Linked DNA regions of Homo sapiens: region 2 is linked to region 1. Evidence: read pairs that join two places in POLR2A ChIA-PET (ENCODE). Cell type or tissue: PC-9. All regions are shown on one strand.

Region 1 (2,500 bases):
CAGTAGGGATGATTTCTTTGGTTGTTTTTTCCCATTGTACACATGCAGAAGCTGAGACCCAGGGGAGTTAAGTAACTTGCCCGAGGTCACACAGCAAAGAGAAAGCAGAGCCACACTCCAGAGCCCTCATACAAGTAAGCTTGAGTCCTAGAGCCGGACAGACACAGAGCTGAATCCAGCTCTGCCTCTCTCTTGCTATGTGACCAAACGCAGGTTACTTTATGCACCGGTGCCTCTCTTGTTCTTCCTCTGTAGAATTCCCTAGTTCCAGGCTGGTTGTGAGGCTTGACCTGGATAATGTGCAAAAGCACATGGCTGGCCAGGCGCAGTGGCTCATGCCAGTAATCCCAGCACTTTGGGAGGCCGAGGCAAGCAGATCACGAGGTCAGGAGACCGAGACCATCCTAGCAAACACAGTGAAACCCCATCTCTACTAAAAATACAAAAAATTAGCCGGGCATGGTGGCTCGTGCCTGTAGTCCCAGCTACTCGGGAGGCTGAAGCAGGAGAATGGCGTGAACCCGGCAGGCAGAGCTTACAGTGAACCGAGATCACGCCACTGCACTCCAGCCTGGGCAACAGGGCGAGACTCCATCTCAAAAAAAAAAAAAAAAAAAGCACATGGCGGCCAGGTGCAGTGGCTCATGCCAGTAATCCCAGCACTTTGGGAGTCCGAGGCGGGTGGATCACCTGAGGTCAGGAGTTCAAGACCAGCCTGGCCAACATGGTGAAACTCCATCTCTACTAAAAATACAAAAATTACCCAGACATGGTGGCATGCAGGCTGAGGCAGGAGGACTGCTTGAACCTGGGAGGCAGAGGTTGCAGTTAGCCGAGATCGCACCATTGCACTCCAGCCTGGGCAACAGAGTGAGACTCCAACTCAACAACAGTAACAAAAAAAGCACTTGGCATGTAGTGAGTGCACTATACCTGGTGGTCACTATGAATATTGTTGTTGTTTTTGATGGCTTGATGTGACTGCACCCCAATTTTCCACACCCACAAGTCTCCTGCTAGAGGACTAGGTCAGAACCAAAAGGCCCTGCAGAAAATGGAAGTCTCTTCCCATTACCCCTCTAGTCTCCCTTTGGGGGTCCAGTGCGTCCTTGGAGCTGCCCAGGGCAGGGTGGAGGCTGCATCTGTGACCGATGGGCTGCCCCAAGCCTGCTGACACTGGCCGTGCCAACCACAAGAAATTCTAAAAATCCACCTCCTTATCTCAGAGCGGGTGACACTCCCAAGCTTCAGGAATGCTGATGGGGAGCCCCGCCCCCTCCCCTCCCCCTCCCCCTTCCCCCTCTGCTGGGGATAGGCTGGAAGAGGAGTGCTGAATCCTCTGGGCCCCAGCCCCCAAGTACCCCCCTCTAACTCTGGGACCCTCTCAGATCAACACATTCCAGGAGGATCAGGACCTGCAGACTCCAAGTCAGACACCCTCAAGCCCAGAGACGCCTACCTGGGCTCTCAACATCCCCCTTATACCAGAATCCAAAGAGAATCTCACTGCAGATCCCTAGCATGTCTCTAAGGACTCCATGGGCCCACCAATATTCTTCTGAATAATTTCAGGATTCTTTGAGAAGAAGGTCCATCTGCTATGGTAGAAAGAATACAAGATCTTGAATCCAGCATCTTGGGTCTGAACAAATCCCTTCCTCATTCTGTGCCTCGGTTTCTCCATCTGTGAAACAGAATTATTACCCTCTCTTGGCCTCCCTGTAGAATGGTTGAAAGAAGTGAACCAGCTTCCCAATGTAAGGGACACTTTAGAATTTCTACAAGTACCATCTTTTTCCTTCATGCAAATCACTGCTCCTGGGACTCAGTTTCTTCCCCTGCTAAACGGGAGGAAGATGTATGTGCCTGCCTCACTCCACTTCACAGTGCTGGGAGAGGAGGGGGCAGAATAGACAAGGCTCTGTTCATCTGGCACTTTCTCCCTTTAAACTGGGAGCTCTTGGAGGCCAGGGACTGACTAGACCTTATTCCCAAGGCAGCAAGAAGCAGGCTCCCAGCAAGTATGTGCTGAATGAATACCTGACTGTGGATGGATGGATGATGTTGCTTTAGGAAATTAAAAGGCCAGGTGGATGGCTCACACCTGTAATCCCAGCACTTTGGGAGGCCAAGGCAGGCAGATCACCTGAGGTCAGGAGTTCGAGACCAGCCTGGCCAACATGGTGAAACCCTGTCTCTACTAAAAATACAAAAATTAGCCCAGCATGGTGGTGTGTACCTGTAATCCCAGCTACTTGGGAGGCTGAGGAGAGTGACTTGAACCCAGGAGACAGAGGTTGCAGTTAGCCAAGATCACGCCACTGCACTCCAGCCTGGGTGACAGAGCACAAAAAAAAAAAAAAAAAAAAAAAAGTGCCATCCACTAACAGAGCATCCCATCCTCTTTTTGCACCAAAGGACACTGTCTCCAGCTTCCCCATCCTAACCAGCTTAAAGAAAGGGTCTAAACCTCACTGAGGAGGCTGGGTGTGGGGGTGGT
Region 2 (2,500 bases), 290 kb before region 1:
ATGTCTCTTCTGACAAACGAGAAGCAGCTGTGGACTGTGAAGAGCAAGGCAAACAGGAGGTGGGGGAGGGGTGTGGAGGGGCCTGATTCCCGTCTGGGTGGGGCTACGGAGAAGGCAATGTGAAGGGGGAACCAAGAGGACTTGGTGATGGACAGGATGTGAGGGGGGAAGAGAAGGAATTGTCGGGATACATCCGTGTTCCAGCATAGACACCGATTCCACGCCAGAGCCAACGAGGGCCAAGAAGTGTTTAGGGGAGTGAGGAGAGGATGGCAACTTTAGGTAGAACTGGATTGGGACTGTGGGACCCTGGTCACTGGAAAGATGATGGTGCACTCTCAGAAAGTCGCTCTTACCAAAGGAAGTCCTACAGTATTCTTATTTTTCCTAGGATAATGACTTCAATGCTTTTTATAAAGACAGGCTTTATTTAGCAATGACTTACATAAAATACATGCATGTTTCAGGCACGTTTCAGTGAGTTTGAAAAATGTGTACACCTTTTGTGTAACCACCACCCCAGTCAAAATATAGAATATTTCTATCATTACAGAAGTTTCCTTCCTGAGCCTTCCCACACAATACCTACATCCCCTACTGATCGGGCTTCTATCACTATGCATTAGTTTTACCTGTTTTAGAACTTCAAATCAATGCAGTTACTCTGAAAATATCCTTTTGTGTCTGACTTCTTTTACTCAGCCTCATACTTCCGGGATTCATCACGTTGCTGTGAATATCAGTAGTGTGTTTATTACTCTGTTGTATGACTATACCACCGTTGGTTTATCCCTTCATCTGTCGGTGGCTATTTGGGTTGTCTTCAGTTTTTGCCTTTTATGAAAAGACTTATGAATATTTGTGTGCAAGCCCTTTGAGAACATATATTTTCATTTCTCTCAGTAAATACCTAGGAATGGAATGGCTTGATCATAAAGTATATGCTTAGTTTTAAAAGAAACTGCCAAATTGCTTTCCAAGGTGATTGTACCATTCTCCTTTACTATCAGTGGCACATGAGCAAGTCATTTGCTCTTTGTCCTTACCAACACTTAGTGTATTCAGACCTTTAACAACATTTTTTTAGCCTTTTTCAGTGGATATGAAGTAGTATTTCACTGTGGTTTAAATTTGTATTTCCCTGATGACCAACAATGTTGAACATCTTTATATGTGCTTATTAGAGATTCATATAAACTTTTTTCAGGGGCAAAGTCTTTGCCCATTTAAAACAAATTCGATTATTTGTCTTCTTATTACCGAGTTATAGAAGTTCTTTTAAATTCTGGATGCAAGTCCTTTGTCAGGTAATTGTTTTGAGAATAACTTCTCCAAGTCTGTGATTTACCTTTTAATTTTCTTAATGTTGTCTTTGGAAGAAGAAAAAATTGAAATGTTGATAAAGTCCATTTGTAATTTTTTTCTTATGGCTCATGGTTTTTCTCCTCATCTAAGAGATCTTTGCTTATCCAAAATATATAAAAATTTTCTCCTATGTTTTCTTCTAGCAATTAGAATCTTTTAACTTTTATAAGAGTTATATTTTATGCATGGCGTGAGTTATATTTTATGCATGCAACGTTTACTTTTTTCCTTATAGCTCTGTAGTCATTCTGTCACTAATGTAAACACTTGCACACTTTAATACTTTTTTATGAAATAACAATATACTTAAATACTTTCCATTCTTCTTCTTCTTGTTCCCCCTGCTTTGGTGGACACTTGCTTCATCTGCCTGTGTAGTAATCCAGCTCCGAGTTCTGATTTGCACCTGTTGTATTTGCATGTCCTGTGGGAAACCCAGATGGAGATATTCATCAGACTTTGGAGGGGATGACGCTCTGGAGAAAAGGCTGAGCTTTAGACAGAACTGGGAGGTGCATCAATAATGGCCATAGTCACATGTGTGTAGATCCTCAGGAAAACCACAACTGGGTTCTTTCTGGGTCCTGCATCCTCTCCTTTCTTCCCTTGTCTCTTCTTTCTACCAGCAGTAGCAACTTCCCACTACTACTTTCCTGGGGGCTTCACAATTTCTCGTTGGCTTCCACACCGCTAAAATCAGTCCCTTTATTCAATTCTCTGCTGACACCCCTTTGGACTGTGCCATCTGTTTCCTCCTGAGACCCCAAATGATGCACCCAGTTGCAGGTATTTTTAAAAGTTCAGTTTATTAAAAAGTCAGGTTTCTTGTTATTTTCCCTCATGCCAAACACTCAAGCACACACCTGCTAGGCACCAAACCAGCCCATAACTAGCTAAAGCTGAAGACTTCCATTGCCAAGCCTGGATGCAAAAACACAGATCTAGGTCTGCTGCAGGATATAGTTTTCTACTGGTAATTCCTGAACTCCTTCATGAAGGGAAGTCTTGTGGTTTCCATGGGGCACTAGACTGTGAGCCCCTCGAGGGCAGACATGGTTTCTGCATTTGCTTACCCTTGGCTGTCTAGCACCTGGGAGAGCATCTGATGCATAGTAAACAGTAAGCCCTGAGACAC

What was found. ChIA-PET counts read pairs that join two places held together with the same protein. Peaks named below come from ENCODE experiments on the same cell type or tissue, not always from the same donor. Only the 100,000 strongest peaks of a DNase experiment are listed, where the experiment ranks them.
Region 2: POLR2A ChIA-PET joins it to region 1 with 8 read pairs; 2 of 35 experiments call an interaction of 5 or more read pairs at or near these places.

The regions. Positions count from the first base shown.
Region 1 is chr5:171,423,647-171,426,146 of GRCh38, reverse strand. All of the region lies in intron 2 of FGF18 (fibroblast growth factor 18), which reads right to left. Among named protein-coding and RNA genes, the nearest start is that of FGF18, 5.2 kb to the right of the region's middle. In PC-9, no CTCF peak of the experiment used is centred here; a DNase peak (open chromatin) is centred at 1,208.
Region 2 is chr5:171,715,744-171,718,243 of GRCh38, reverse strand. No RefSeq gene overlaps it. Among named protein-coding and RNA genes, the nearest start is that of SMIM23, 69 kb to the left of the region's middle. In PC-9, no CTCF peak of the experiment used is centred here; no DNase peak of the experiment used is centred here; H3K27me3 peaks cover 2,500 bases.